Linked DNA regions of Mus musculus: region 2 is linked to region 1. The links are chromatin loops, found by intact Hi-C in ENCODE. Cell type or tissue: left cerebral cortex. All regions are shown on one strand.

Region 1 (8,000 bases):
AAAAGTCTCCTCACTCAGTGATGAAAACAAGCATTTTGTTTGCTGGGCCCTATGAATAAAAACCAGGACCATCTTTTTAAACCCATGCAGAAGCTCTAGTCCCCAAGGTCGGTATTACCCTCCTTTCCCAAAGGAAAGAAAAGATAAATGATCTACCAAGGCTCAAGACCACCATAAGGCTCATATCCTTCGCCCAGAGTAAAGCAACCTTGGACTTTGTGGGTTAGGTTTATCATCTGAGCTGTTGGTAGGCTCCTTAGCTTGTCATCAAATCCCATAGTTGTAGCCAACTGTGGGGAACTGCACAGTAGGTAGTTCAAAGTCCAGCTCTCAAGTGAGTATCAGGTCCCAGACATTTTCTTTTGGTTAAAGGAAGAGCCAATACTTCCCACATTGTCAAAGCCAAAATCTCTCTTTTTGTTGTTGTTCTTGGTTTGGTTTGGTTTGGTTTGGTTTTTCAAGACAGGGTTTTTCCTGTATGACCCTGGCTGTTCCAGAACTCACTCAGTAGACCAGGATGACCTTGAACTCACTGCCTCTGCCTCCCGAGTAATGGGATTAAAGGTGTGTGCCACCATTACCTGGCCCCCAAATTATCTTCATACTGAAGAAAACTTTGAACTTTTTTGGTCCTCCTCATTCTCCACTTCTTGAGTTATGGGATTACAGGTGTGTACCAAAACAGTCTAAACGGATGATCAAGCAAAAATCTGTGATTTGATTAACATCAGGAGATGCAATGTTCCCAGGGGTTATTTTCTGAACAAAGTGACATGATGAATGTTTGGAATAATATAGATATACATAGTTTAGAACATTCTGATTCCTGTAATTATGCTTTCATACATTCATGCTCTCCCTATTTACTAAACTATCTGCTACTTTAAACTAAAAAAGCAAACGTTAATGACATGGAACAGTGTTAAGTATATTTAGATACTATTGCCTTTAGAAATTAGAAAACAAAAAGATAAGTTTCTGCTATGGTTTGTATATACTTGACCCAGGGGATGGCACTATGAGAAGGTGTGGCCCTGCTGGAGTAGGTGTGTCACTATGGGTGTGGGCTTTATGTCCCTCATCCTAGCTGTCTGGAAGCCAGAATTCTGCTAGCAGCCTTCAGATGAAGATGTAGAACTCTCAGCTCCTCCTGCACCAGGTCTGCCTGGATGCTGCTATGTTCCTGCCTTGATGATAACGGACTGAACCTCTGAACCTGTAAGCCAGCCCCAGTTAAATGCTGTCCTTTGTAAGAGTTGTCTTGGTCATGGTGTCTGTCCACAGCAGTAAAACCCTAACTAAGAATTTTTTTTTTTTTTTTGCAAAAATTCTTTCTTTCTCTGAACTATTCTTCTAACCTTTCTCCAAGCTGAAGTGCAATGGTCTCTGCACAGCTGAGAGTTCTGGTCAGTCATCTAAAAGTCATTAAAAATGCTGCCTGCTCATCTACTTTCCAAACATCTATCCTTTTTCATCAAAGAATCCCAGTATCCCAGGATCTCTCAATGGAATGTAATATTGAGACATCTGCCCATTAGCATTTATCAAAAGTAACAATTGTGAAAGGTTATTTGAAGAATGTGGGGTTTACCCATTTCACCAATTTTTTAATTGTTATAATTTAATAATAATTTAAATTGTTAAAATTTGGTGGATGCTCAGTTCTATTCTAGGTTATATCAACCACAGCAATTTGAGACATTTCAGGAAAAGTCTGGCACAGTACTGGAGCAAGCCCTGAATTTGTACAAAGGAGTTATCTTTCTTTTAGGAAATAGACGCAAGTGTGGTCAAAAAGCTCTGTGGGAATGAGTATTTCTGAATTTAGCTTGTTGAACAGAAGCAAGGATACCGTGCAGAACATTCTTTGTGTTTGTTCCCTCCAAAGAAGGAAGATAAGAAGCTTCATGTAAAAATTAAAGGTTGGTCATTGAACTCATGATCAACTAAATTATCAAAGAATAAATGAAAATATATTTTAAGAAGAATAAATGAAATATTGATCAGTTGATAGTGTGGTATGGGTATGCAGTCATACTCCAGCTACTCAGGCTGAGATAGAGGGATTGTTAGAGCCCAGGAATTTGAGGTTAGATTGGGCTATTTACTAAGACACCCTACCTCAAAATGGACAAATAAAAAACAGCATCACTTTAGAGATATGGGACTGTACATAAGTGGAGAGAAACATTTTCTCCATTTTAGTTGGGAATGCAGTGGGATGCTCTGAAGAATTCTGAGACTTCCATGTCCCTCTGAACTGTGAGGGGACCATATAAAGCATGGGTCATAATGATGATCTGTCTTGCTCTTACTTTGTAAGTGTGCCACTGCCTGGAAGAAGAGGCAGTCGACACAGGAGTTGGGACAAGCTGTTTAAAGCATGTATCAGGGCCCAGTGTATGTGACAGGGTAGCTGCTGACCTGATACAGCACAGGGAGAACACTCCCTGGGTTCTCTCAGGTCTGATTATGGAATACTCCACAGAGAAGCTATAGTCCTACTTCAGCAGTTTTGGGCAAAAGCGAGAATGGAATTGTTTAGTTGACACTGTTAGTCTCACTGCTTCTTGTTGGTTTGCACTGTTTCATAGGATGTTAATTGCCAGTCTGACAGCAGGTACCTTCATCTGTTTTTCCTGCTGGAGCCTACACTGCCTGCATACATGGTAAGCTGGAGCTATCAGGAGATTGAAGCTTCCTCAAGTGGACCTCCATCAAAGACTGGCAGAAAGTGGCATATAGATGCCCCAGCTTGCTTTCCTGGGTTGACTGGTAGCCTGTGGGAGGCTTGTTTTCTCCTCCTGCCTTGATTGTCAACTCTTCTACACTTTTACTGGAATCAAATCCCAGACAACTTTGCTCATCACCTGCTTTGGGAGGAGCCCAAACTATGCTACATGGCTGAACCCAAGCAATGCAAGGCTACTCTTTTGAGTCCTGTTACTTTGTGCCCTCATAAAATACCCTTTTACTGAGTTCCTTTTTCACGCCAGTGTCTTCAAATTTTCCACCCAACCCCATAGTGAGTCATGAGAGTCTTATCACTATAGGTGATCCTCCAAAGACATAGTCGTTTCTGTTTCTCAGTTCATTGAGAAACTTTTCTCCTAAAATTTACTGATGGAAAAAAAATGGCCTAGCTCCCAGAGTTGGCATATATTATTTTCTGTATTTAGGTAAGAATTAGATACAGGGGTGCTTTCTCTTTCCCCAAGGCCCAGTCTTGCTCTCTCCTCCCCTCTCTGTGTCTCTCCCCTCCTACTTTCCCTCTCTTCCCATCTCCCCAGAGATCTGTCTTCTGAAAAGCCCAGAAGCCAAGTTGGAGTCTAAAAACAGAATAAATGCATTTTTCCCTTGCCCGTGTGTGCTTCTTTTCCCGGATCTCAACTTCTCTTCATGTCTGTTTATTTTGGTTTGGTCACTTGTCTATTTCTACTGACCCTGTCTTATTGTACACATCTCTTCACAAGCCGCTTCAAAGCCCCGGTGGAGTAAGTGGGCATACAAATGAGGCACTCAATAGGCACTCTGAGTGAATTAGACTGGATGCCAAGTCTGAGTGGTCCAGGGATGGAAATGGAGATGCAGGAAACTTCCTTCTCGAGCACCTTTTCATTCATAGTGTAGCGTCCTTTCAACTTTCCGTGCTGTTTAACTGCTTCTTCAATGAAGTCTTATAAGGGAGATACAGTGAGAAAAAAAAAGAAAGAAAAGAAAAAAGAGAAAGAGAAAGAAAAGGAAAAGAAAGAGAAAGAGAAAAAGAAAAAGTTTTGAAAAAGATGCTGCTGCAGCTGAGATATGCGAGTGAGAACACAGGGGACTTTCTTACCCAACACTCTCCTAGCTCCTAAATCTCACTTCTGTAAAGGACACAGGAGAAGTGTTACTCTAAAAACACCTTCAGGGCCTGGGACCTTCAACGCTTGGCAGCAAGGGAGTTACAGCCTGCACAGGGCTGTTCTAAAGAGGGACAGTTCACTTGCAGGCTGTCTGCCCACAGGCTGTGGGCAGCCTTCCTGTTTGCCTTATCTCAGACGCTAACCTACAGGTCAAGAACCAGCCTAGGGCAGGCTCATTCCCCAGCCACCTGCTTGCCGTTCGTTCGTATCTGTCCAGATTCTCTCTGGCAAAGTGGACACATTTTCTCTTTAAACTGGGAAGAATGGGCCAGGGGAGGTTTGGGACGGAGGTGGTGAGCCAGGACCTCGGTAGTAGACGGTAAACGAGCTTCAGATGATGCATCTTTTCTGGAAGAGCCTGTTTTAACCTTTCAAGCCCCAACCTCCAGCCCTGAGCGGTGTGTCTAATAAGGAAACCTTTTTGACCTAGTCAGTTAAAAGTCCCAGCCCTTTGCCTCATCACTGCCAAGCCTAGCACTAAAGAGGTGAACGCTGGCAGCTTTCGTTGCCTTCAGCTTGGCAACTGCCCCTCGGGGTCCGTGCCTCAAAGTCCCAGCTCTCAATAGGGCTGTGTTTTCAATCCTGGTTAAACAAAGCGCAGTGGTCTCGCTCCGGAGCTGAGAGCACGGCTCTCATCTTTCCATGGGGATTAAGAGCTGCTCTCTTGTTTGGGTGTCACTCTGCCTTTGAACTGCTGGGGCTTCATCTGGTTTCAGGCTCAGCATCCTGCCAGCAAGTGGATTTACCTGATTTGTTGTTACTCTCTCTGCAGGATGAGGAGCGTCCCATTCTCCCCATCTCAATTACTCCTCCTTTCTCCCCATCCCTCTTTCTCAAGTTCCCAGCTACCTTCTGTTCCTTATTCAGACCAAAGTGAGGACTTTATAGATAGGAGAGTCTCACCTGGCAAGTACGGTCTGGGAGCACGGAGACAAGGAAGATAGCTCTGTGATTGCTAGGACTGCAGTAGAAAAAGATTCTGACAGAAGTGGGAGGCTGTACTTTTTCTCGCTCAGGGGCCAGAGAGCCATGAAGCAATTCTTGAAAGCTTGCGAAAATGAAAAAGGGATAGTATAAGACAGACCTGACTGTGCATCTACGGTCTAGCTTACCTTACCGCTTTACATGCGTGTTTTTATCTTTTTTTGTTGTTATTGTTTGTTTTGTTTTGTTTCGAGACAGGGTTTCTCTGTGTAGCCCTGGCTGTCCTGAACTCGCTCTGTAGACCAGGCTGGCCTCGAACTCAGAAATCCTCCTGCCTCTGCCTCCCGAGTGCTGGGACTAAAGGTGTGCGCCACCACACCCGGCTGCGTGCTTTTATCTTGAGTGATAGAAGGAACACAGATAGAAAACTCTCTCTCTCTCTCTCTCTCTCTCTGTGTGTGTGTGTGTGTGTGTGTGTGTGTGTGTGTATTAATACAGGAAGGAGGCTGAACATTAAGTACACTAATGTCTATGTGGATGGAAGAAACCAGACTCCTCTTGGAGGAGGGGCCATTGTAGTGAGTGGACAGAAGCACCAAGAGAAATAGCCAAAGTATAATTGGGTGGACATCACAGCCTGCGCACAGACAGCCCTTGTCCAGTGGCTTCCATAACATAAAATATGGCTTGCATATTTTCTTAACAACTAGAGAGGATAAGTTCTGGTGAGGAGCCACAGTGGTTCACAGTCCAGCAAATCCACCCAGGCCTTATTTGTGCACAGTCATTCTTTTATACCTTTGTAGATCTCAAAAAGTGGAGCTACCAAGGAGAGATGCTGTCTTTGGCTCAGGAACCTGGTGGTGGTGGTGGTTGTGGCGGACGTGTGTGTGTGTGTGTGTGTGTGTGTATGTGTGTGTGTGTGTGTGTGTGTGTGTTGTTCCTACACTGCTGCGTGGAACAGAAAAGTTAGCTCCCCAAATTCTAAAAATCTGGGATGAGATAAAACCAGATTCAGATTGAGAGGAAAGATGTGAAGGTGAGGATGGGGTCGGGTACTAAGGACATTAAGGATAAAGATGAAGGGAAAGGGTCAGCATAAGTGTGCAGACAGAGGCAAGAGCAACCCTTGCCTAGTTGCCCCTCCAGGGCCTGGCCTTCCCAGCATGTGGGGTTCCTGGGCCCCGAAAAGCACTGGCTGGGACCCTGTCTCCTGCTCTCCTCACAAAGCCGGGCTTGTGTTCTTGGCCATGCTGTGCCTCCCCACCACTGAGGGCCTGGCTAAGGCCGCTGCCCTGGGAGCCTCCCTTCCCAGCCAGAGGCCCCAAATTTGTACAAGTGCCAATGGCTAATGAGGAGCTCATTTGAATCCATGCAAAGTACCAGGGAGCAAGGAGACATGCTAATTAAAGTGATTGCTGTTCTTTAATTAAGCAATAATTCCCCCAAAGAGGGCATTATCATGCAAATAGAGCCCTCTCGGGTGAGGTAAGGGCTTTGGGCCACAGCTGAGGTCTGTTAATAAGGCTGCTGAGCTTTGGAGGGCAGGGATCCAGAATGCCCCATTGAGCTGGGTGATAGAGCAGGGGAAATAATGTCCCTGCACCATGCTGCCTTTTGTCTCTTCAGGTTTGGCTGTGGAGATTTGGGAAGCAGGGACCCCCGCATCCTCTGCGTTCTCCCTTCTCTCCACTCTGCCGACTCTCCAAGAGACAACTTCCAAAGCTGTGTGAGGTGGATTTGGAGGAAAATGTTTTAGCATAGCCCTTCATATAACCAATGCACAATTACCAGAGCGTCAGAATAGGAGGGTCAAAATGAGATGGGAAAAGTGGCTTAGAGGTTCACAGACGTACAATATACTGCAAGAGGATGAGACCCTTTGAGTTGACATAATAGATCATGAAGAAGGCACTGAAATCAGCCATCCACCTGAGTGACTGCAAGCGGTTGTCCCTCTCCACGAATCAGTCTCCTCATCTTTAGAATGGGCTGTTCATTACTGCTTCACACTGCTATGGTGTGGGTGAGTGGACACCACCACAGGAGGCATTTAAAAGAGGGCTCTCAACCTGGGGTGACATTTTCCCCAAGAGGAGGGCAACCAGATGAACTACATTTTCATTTGCTGAATTTGACAACCTTATGCCAAGAGCAACATTTAGAGGACGTTTGTCACAACTGGAGAACTGGGTGCTGGTTGGAGGCGGACGATGCTGCTGAACAAACTCTACAGAGCATGCCACAGTCTCCACAACAAATACTCTGTTTGAGAATGATGATAGTGCTGAGTTGACAGATTTTTACCTACATATTGCTGACTAAATCTGAGTTGGATTTAAAAGGGCCATCAAGATGGGGGGGGGGGGGAGGAGTGGGGAAAGTCACTTGCAACCAAGACTGGTGACCTGAGTTTGATCATTGAAACACGGGAGAGAAGGAGACTGGACTACCACAATGATGTCTTGGCCCTCTGCCCTCCACACATGAACCAGAGCAGGTGCACCCCCCGAAACCCCCAGTATACACAAGTAATCAATAAATACTTTTTAAAAGACACATAAAGACACTGTATCTTTTTCTAGCAGGCTTATAGTACTAAAGTTCTAAACCCTCTGGGACCAGCTTTAAGGGAATCGTCTTTGCTCAAAAAGGATCATTTAGATAGTAATTGTGCTTTAATGGCTGAACAAACAGGGGCCCAAGAAGCAGAACAGAGACAGGCTAGAAGGCTGGAGAGATGGCTCAGCAGCTAAGTGCACATGCAGCCCTTGCAGAGGGGCAATTCCCAGCACCAGTATCAGACAACTCACACCCACCTGTAACTCCTGTTGACAGGGATCCAATGCCTCTGACCAGTCCAGGCATCTGGACTCACATGAACGTACCCACACACAGACAACACAAACACACTTAGCAGCGAGAATGCCCAGTCATGGTGAGGATGTCTCTTAGCCGGCGACCTTTTAACATTCTGTGTTTCTCAAAACTGTCCTGGTGTTTCCTGAGCAGAGAACAATCCACAGCAATGCCTGTGCACACACAGGGGAAAAAACAAAAACAAACAAACAAACAAACAAACAAAGCCTCAAAAGCCAGAAGTGGCCAAACAGCTAACACTTACATCGAGTTTGGATTCTCGTTCTCATAATAGCCCAAGTGGTGGGTACGGTC
Region 2 (8,000 bases), 69 kb before region 1:
GAAGACACTGCAGAGTAGAGCTTTAGGTTCTTATTATGTGGGGTAAGAAAGGTATCTTGCTCATCTTTGTAACCCCAAAGTAGTATATCGCAGTATCTGACACACAAACTATCTGTAGATGAGACCCTAGGCATTGAGCTTTCCTGCCTCTCATGCTGGTAGAGAACATGATCAGACCGGAAACTGTGATGTCAAGAAAGAGGACTGAGTCCCTGGAGAATCACTGAAATGGACACAGTCAAGAGCCATTAACCAGGGGCTGGTGAGATGGCTCAGGGGGTAAGAGCACCCGACTGCTCTTCCAAAGGTCCAAAGTTCAAATCCCAGCAACCACATGGTGGCTCACAACCACCTGTAACAGAGATCTGATGCCCTCTTCTGGTGTGTCTGAAGACAGCTACAGTGTACTTACATATAATAAATAAATAAATCTTTAAAAAAAAAAAAAAAAAAAAAAAAAGAGCCATTAACCAACCAGCGAAGAGACAGTGATGAGTTATGTATGGCCTTGAAGAACTTCATCCAGCTCTGGAACGCTCCTGGTCCCTCTTGTAAGTGTCAGTCTGCACAAACACAGAGGCCCAGCTTTATGCAGGGAGAGCACCTCCTCTCTTTCCATGACTCCATTTGTACAGGTGCCCCCCACAGCAGTTAAGTCCTGCTTGCGTGAGGCTGTAATGGTCTCTGCGGCTGGCTTCCTGTGACAAGGAAGGGCTTTCTGGCTGAGGTCCTTGTCCACCTGCTCTCCAGCTGCTGCTGGTGGCGTCTTGGCCGACTCTGGCATCTTCCACACATCTTTACTCTGTCTTCACTCTGTAAAACATCTGTACAGCAATCTACTGGCCGTTTGTTTTCTGTTTGTTTTGGGGATGACACAATCTCCATTCTTCACTTTAATGGCTCTTTCTCTTTATTATTATCGCCTTAGCCACTCTGTTTATTTGCTTTTTCCGAACCCCGACCACTTTCCCCTCTGCTTTTCTTGGGCCAGCCGTGGCCTGTGCTAGTACCCTCTGCTTCCCTCCCCCAGCAACAGGGCCAGACCGAGACCCTGTACTCCTGCTGGGAGCCTCACTCAGACCAGATGTGGCTTCTTCCTTCTCTTCCTCCTCTTTTCCCCTGAGTTGCCCAGGCCTGCAGGGGGTGAGGAAGAGGAGAGGCCCTCTACTCACATCCTGTTCTTTCCCTCTGCTTCCCTGACCAGCCCTGCTACCCTCACTCCTTGGTGAGGAAGGCAGTGAATGATGGAGCATCTACTTAGTACCAGCAGTGGGGTGTTGCTGGGTGGAAAACAAATCCCCCAAAAGCCTGGGAGGGAGGCAGGGGTGCTGTCCCTGTTCAGCAGCAGCTCTTCCTTGGAAGGTCTTGATGTGGTCCGTGGATGACCTGTGACACTAGGCAGCTCAAACTCTGACCATGCCCGTGTCACCTCTGCCTCCATATTGTCAAGCCAGCAACATCTTAAACTGTGCCTTGACTCTCACTTTCGCCACTGCCCAGGAAAACTACATTGTTTCTTTGTGGTGGGGGAGTCAGAGGCTTCAAGTAAGGAACTGAACACAAGTCTGGTTTGATGTACAGAATAATTAGCTTTAAATCGGGTCCTGACTTTTTTCCCAGCCTAGTCTGACACCTCTTCCCAAATGGAGACTGGGTTTTGTCAACATCTGGGACACACTGTGGTTCTATAACTAGGTATACTGCTGGTCACAACAGGTCATTGAAATTTGGTGGCAGGGATGATCAGTTATTGTGAGAGCTAATGTCACTGTTGGTACTATGCAAATATCTGACTGCAAGAGATGGAGAAAGAAACGGAGAAGCCCTGCCTTACAGGTGTTCAGGGGTGACAAAGGGCTTCAACTCTGTGACATATCACCTCTCCACCTGGCCAGGCTTTGGGGCTTGAGCTCTTAGAGTATATCGGTGGTAGTGAGAAGTGATTAGCAGAACCGACTAGATGAAAGAATTCACTGTGTGAACCTGAAGTTGGCAGGGCCGATCTCAGGTACTTGCTAGGAGCCTGAACAAGTTCCAGTAGCTTCCTGGGTGAGCTGCCTCAGAAAGGAGCGGAATCAGCTTTGAACTGAGCACACAGGCAGATGGCCAGTTAGTGCTGTACCCTTGGAGTGACTGCCACACCCACTCTCAGCCATCAGGCTGTGCGCTACACCAGACATCCTGCTTTAGCTTACGGTCTGGTGGGGCAGGGTGGGCAGGAGGAGGATTTGAGTTGGAATGCTTAAGAGGTCCAAGAGAGGGTAGCCTGGCCTCTGAAGGGTGAAAAACCCGTGGCCCTGGAGTGAGATCTTGGTGGCTGGCCAAGGCACCTTTAATTACTGACAGGTGCCATGGAACGGCAGCTCAAAGCTCCCTGGATCACAAGTCATGTCAAAAGATGGAAATGTTCAAGATGGACTCTCAGTGCGCAGAAGCACTGGCCCTATCTCAGTATAAACCTTGTTTGCTTTTGGCCATTGTTGTAGACTACATACAGGAATAACTGCCACATACTGGGTAATTAGCCTCTTTGCTCTGGCATCTCTTCTGAGGACCTGTGAGAGTGGCTCAGGTGAGAAAACCAGAGGTAGGATGGAGAATAGACACTGTCTCCTTGCTACCCTGCTGGGGAGAGCAGATGGAGGAGAACAAGCAGTCAGGATGTGGAAAACAGAGAGACCTTTACCGAAGAAGCAAAAGGTTATTGCCTTTGTCAGGAGGCCCTATGGTCAATGCTCCAGGCCAGCTTCCCTCTTCTTCACCCATCTTTCCAGGCTTGGAGAGCCCTCTGTGGAGGAAGCCAGAGCCCTACTCTGGTTAAGAGAGGGAGGAACTGCTCAGAATTCAGGAGAGCTGACGGATTTAGTAGGTTCAAGTGCCAGGCTTAGCTGCTCTTGACTGGTACTACACTGCACATCTCAGGAGCATCATGCACACTGGGTTACAGTGTTGTGCAAAAGTAGCCACCAGTTCTGGAGAGCCCAGACACTCATTCTGTACATTCACAGGAAGAACGAGCACAGTGGGGAAAAAGAGAAGGAGGAAAGGGAAGGTGGGAAAGAGGGAGGAAGGAAGGAGAGTGGGAGGGAGAAAGAAAGGAGGGAAGAAAAGAGGAAGAAAGAGAGAGGGAGAATGGAAGGACAGGAAGAAGAGAGGTTAAAAAAAAAACGAAGGAAGGGAGATAAGCGGGAGCCTTTCTGCAGGTCAGGCCTTGGCTCTGGACTATCAGGTGGGCCAGCAAGCTGGTGGAAGGAGGCTGGGGCTAGGAGGGAAGCTGCCAGAGGAGGGCCCAGCCCCTTGAAAGCTGCTATTGTTTGAGGTCTCTGCTCAGAGAAACCCTGAGTAAAAAGAGCTTGTTAGTGAGGCCCAGGCTGGAGACAAGCTGCTCTCAGAGAGCCAGTGAACCGTGCGAAATGACTTAAACTAACATCCCTGACTGCACTGGGCTGGGACCCAGGAGTCAGGGCCTTGTGCTCATCAGAAATTCATAGAAGGTGCCCCGCAGCTCAGCTTTCTCTGCCTCCTTGTTCATTGAGCGTTTTTTCTTTCCAGTCCTGCGGCTCTGAAAGGGAGACAGGAGCTGCCTGATGGGGAAGATCAAGTGGCCTTTGAAAACCCCTCTCAGAGTTTATTAAACCCTGGGGCTAGGGCAGGCCAACCTGGAGGCCCAGCCAGACCCGTCTCCACCCCCCTGGGCTTCCGAGAGGGGACCTAGCCTGTTCTCTTGTCCTAAACTTGGCAGGTCTGTGCTGGGGGATGAGAAGTAGGATCCCAAGGACCTAGGGTAGACACCATCATCTTTTTCAAGGATTGTGAGGTAGACACTGGCCACTTCCACAATTGACAAGAGTCCTCTCTCCCTGGGTCACTCAAGACATCTCCATTTCCTGCAGGGACTCTCTTTATAAGCTCTCTCTCTCTCTCTCTCTCTCTCTCTCTCTCTCTCTCTCTCTCTCTCTCTCTCTCTCTGGTGTTTGCACTGAGGTGAGAGGGAGGGAAGACACCAAGGGTCTCTCTAGGTTAGATTGCAGCTCAGTGAGCGAGTAAGGGCAAGAGAGAGAAGCAGAGTAGGAGGAGCCTTGGGTTTCTCTGCTCTGGAAGACTTTGGGAGATGGAAGGCACAAGATGCCTCCCACCCCACCCCCCAACTCTTCATAGCACCGTCCCTATCCTCCGAGGGTAGGTCTGTGCTGATACCATGTTCCCACCAACACTGGGCTAAACATGGCCATTCAGCACAGGAGCGTGCTTGTAGATCCTGAGGCTTAGAGTTGATGTAGTTATATGCCCCGTCTTCCACAAATATTTCCTAGGGCATTTACTAAACCCTGGGGCAAGGGCAGGCCAACCTGGAGGCCCAGTCAGGCCTGGCTCCATCCCCCTGGGTTTCCCAGAAGGGACCTAGCCTGTTCTCTTGTCCTAACTTTGGCAGGTCTGTGCTGGGGATGAGAAGTAGGAGGGTGTCAGGACACCCTGCTACACGCTGGGCAGACATTGGTCAGCCAATCAGTGGAGTCACGTTGATACTGACAGGATGCAGAGACCTGAAGGTATGACTACTCCATGGCTTCCCTGAGGAGCCACCTACTTGCCAGGTGACTGGGGCCTGGAGAAGCAGCAGAGCCCAGCCAGCTGCTTCCCTTTGAGATTCTGAGGACAATTTCTTTTCAAAAGATAATGCTGTTTGTTTAAAAAGTAAAAAAAGTGAGATGACTTGGTGAATAAAGGTGCTTGCAGGCCTGACAACCCAAGTTTGATCACTGGAGCTCAAGTAAAGGTAGAAACAGAAACTCAACTCTGCAAAGTTTTTCTTGGACCTTTACAATGGTGGCATGGCATGTGCTCTCTCTCTCTCTCTCTCTCTCTCTCTCTCTCTCACACACACACACACACACACACCCTGTCTTTGGACACCTCCAGCAGAGGGTGTGCTCCCTCCCTGGCCAGCTCTGCATTTGGAACACAGATCAATCTCTGCCCACCCCCCCTTTTTTTTAAATGCTTCCCCTTTAAACAAGTTCAAAGTCCTTTACAGCTTTCCTGAAAAATCTCTTTCTCCACAACTGTAGAGAATAAACAGATGGGAACCGGCTGAAGATATAAAGCTGGAGTTCAAAGCTCCGTGTGTCAACAGTCCCTGAACCTTGAAGAGATTGCAAGGTGTGGGAAGTGGCTACGTGCTCTCTGGGCTACATGTCTTTTTCTCCAGCTAAGGACGAAGCTGATGGTCTCATCTTTTGAAGGCCAGCTCTACTTGTCTGCTGAAAATAGGTCCGGCTCCCCCAGGACCCTGGAAGGATACCAGGGTGGGTGGTAAAGGTGGGGTTTTATTTTTAGAGATAACTAACCGAATCTGGGTTAGCCGATGCAATTTTAGCTCATGTATCAATGCTCCCCTATGTGGGTAGCTGTGTGCTGTTTCGAAAGACCCAGAGCCCGTGGCTGGTGTTTGTTATTTATTATTCCATGTATTATTACTGACTCATGGTGCCAGCTGTGGGCCTAGCCCCAGGCAAAGTGGTCTATACTGTCTGTGCAGTTTTCCCCATTTCTGAACCAGAAGAACAGCAAATGCTTGTTGCACGTGCTGTGTGTGTGTGTGTGTGTGTGTGTGTGTGTGTGTGTGTGTGTGTGTGCGTGTGCCAAACACAAGAGCCAATAATCTGACCACAGGCTGGAATGTTTGGCTTGGGACCCGGGCCCCAAACGTGTTCCATGTTTTCTCTGCGACAGCCCTTCTGAGGAGGGTGGTTCTCCCAGCTGGTGGAGACTCCCAGGAGAAACCATACCTTTGTGGTTTTCCACCAATCCTTTTATAGGCATACAGTAGTTACGTCTTTCCTTCAAGGAACTGCTGCACAGGTGCACTCTCAAACACGACAGCCAACAGTACAACAGCTGTGGTTAAAGTGGGGGTGGGCACAAGGGCTCCGTATGCAGTGAACTTTCTCTCTCCCACCCTTCCCTCGCCTCTCCCTGAACCCTGCTGGCATCTAGCAACCTCTGGTGCTCCGTGGAACTTATAAAAGCTACTAACCTATGTTACTTCCTTGGCTATTTTTATTATTATTTTCTTATTTAGAAGATCTTACTCTGTAGCTCAGGCTGGGCCTTAAGTTTACAGCAATCCTCTTGCCTTAGCTCCTAAGTGCTGAGCTACCATGCCCTGATCCCTGGTTATTTTTAAGTTGTCTAGTAGAGATGAAACCCAGGACAATATGCTTGAGTTAAATCAACAAAAATCTTAGCAGTCTGAGTCACCTTCGAGGCTTGTAAGCCCCTCATCATTACCCTAGCATCTTTAAATTCTCTCCGGTCTCCATAATCCTGGGCAGTGAATAACTCCTATTTTTGTGTTTTTAATGTACATGTGAGTTTGCCTTTATGAGTTTATGTGCACCATGTGTGTGCAGAAGTCCGTGGAGGACGGAAGAGAGCATTGGAGTCCCTGAAACTAGAGTAACAGGTCTCTGTGAGCCACCATGTGGGTTCTGTGAACCCAGGTCTCTGCAAGAGGAGTAAGCACTCTCAACACCTCCTCTTTCTCCTTCCTCTCCTCATAAGCTGCTGCCTGCCGCTTTTCTCTGTCCTTGCTGTCTGAACATCACCTGCTCCTCCTGGGTCCTCCTCCTTTCTCCTCTGTGTTCACTGGATGCCCTTTCCATCTCAGCTCCGGAGTCTATTTCATCAAAAAGCAACGGCCTTTTCCCGGGGGGGGTCTTCCTGGAGAGAAGCAGAGCAGTTACCCTCCCTCCTATCTCATTCCATTCATCTCCACTTAGCACAAAACCCAGCAGCACATTGGACTGAGCAGCCTGCCAGACAGAGTTTATTTTGTTAATTTCGTGCTGAGCTCTGGGGTCTTCCTGATTTGTTTTGTGGTCTGACTGTCCCCTGCATCAATCCACAGAAACACACTCTATGGAGGCAATGTTCAATGCAGAACACAAGGAGAAGGAAGGGTCTGTGTGCTGGGCTGTGCTACACGCAGGGTCAATGCTACTACAGGTGCCCAGGCCCAGCCAGGACGGGTGGAGTGAAGGCATCAGGCTGCCTTTCAGGCTCTTCCTTTTTCACAAAGTTCTGGCCTGCAAGAGCAGATCTTCCTAGCTTGTGTCCAAACTGGGGTCAGTGATGCCTGCTTTCCTGGCAGCTCTCTACCTACTACCCTATCCCCTACTTTCCCAAAAGACAGGCAGGGGCCGGCTGCAGATCAGGGCCTGTCAACCAATTCAGTGGTAAGGAAACATTAAACACTCCAAATGCTGCTTATTGGAACTGGGTAAACTCAGCACACCACAGTTTACTTTGCTGTCAGAAATCCCTGAGCTTGCCACAGAACAGAACCCTGGAGGATGAGGGCTCCCACCGTTCCTGCTCCGCATCGCCACCCACCAAAAGAGACCCTGTCTTCCAGCCTAGCCTCTACTCAGCCCCTTTGGCATCTCTGTCCCCTCCAGCATACCTTCAACACTTGTTCTTTTCTGTCCTTGCCTTTTCTTACCTCTGCTCTCTGTTCAACACTGCTCTATGAAGACTTGGCACTGGGCTGAAGAATGTTTATCTGAGGATAGAGAGCACAGAGCATGTGTAGATGAGTTCCAGGTTACTTCATGAAACCCTTAGGCTGTGTGTCATTGATTTTGTAAGGGTCAGACATTCAGGCCAAGGTGAGGAAAAACCAAGGGGGGCACGGGAACTTAGGGATCGGGGCGGGGGGGGGCAAGAGAGGCCTTTGGATAAGCGCCAGGGCAAACAGCTCTGCTCGCACATTGGTGTAGATTCTTTAAGGACTTGAGGATATGTGCATTAGGAAATCAGGGTATCGCTGATCTGAGACCTTGCTTCTCATAAATGCACAAATATCTCCAACAAAAGAGCTTCAACCTCCTGGAGGGCCTCCCTGACCCCCACCTCTCCAAAGAAATCTGCAGCTCGGGCCAAGGTTTTCTTTCTGGCTCCACTTGGAAGCACAAACCTTGTGGGCCTGAGATGAAACA

What was found. Hi-C counts contacts between places; a loop is a spot of excess contacts. Peaks named below come from ENCODE experiments on the same cell type or tissue, not always from the same donor. Only the 100,000 strongest peaks of a DNase experiment are listed, where the experiment ranks them.
Region 2: a loop joins it to region 1, with 1.9 times the contacts of the local background. A loop is called at or near these places in 5 of 42 quality-filtered maps.

The regions. Positions count from the first base shown.
Region 1 is chr9:35,396,580-35,404,579 of GRCm38, forward strand. No RefSeq gene overlaps it. Among named protein-coding and RNA genes, the nearest start is that of Cdon, 51 kb to the right of the region's middle. In left cerebral cortex, no CTCF peak of the experiment used is centred here; DNase peaks (open chromatin) are centred at 4,481 and 6,205.
Region 2 is chr9:35,327,965-35,335,964 of GRCm38, forward strand. No RefSeq gene overlaps it. Among named protein-coding and RNA genes, the nearest start is that of Gm33974, 14 kb to the left of the region's middle. In left cerebral cortex, no CTCF peak of the experiment used is centred here; DNase peaks (open chromatin) are centred at 3,419 and 5,291.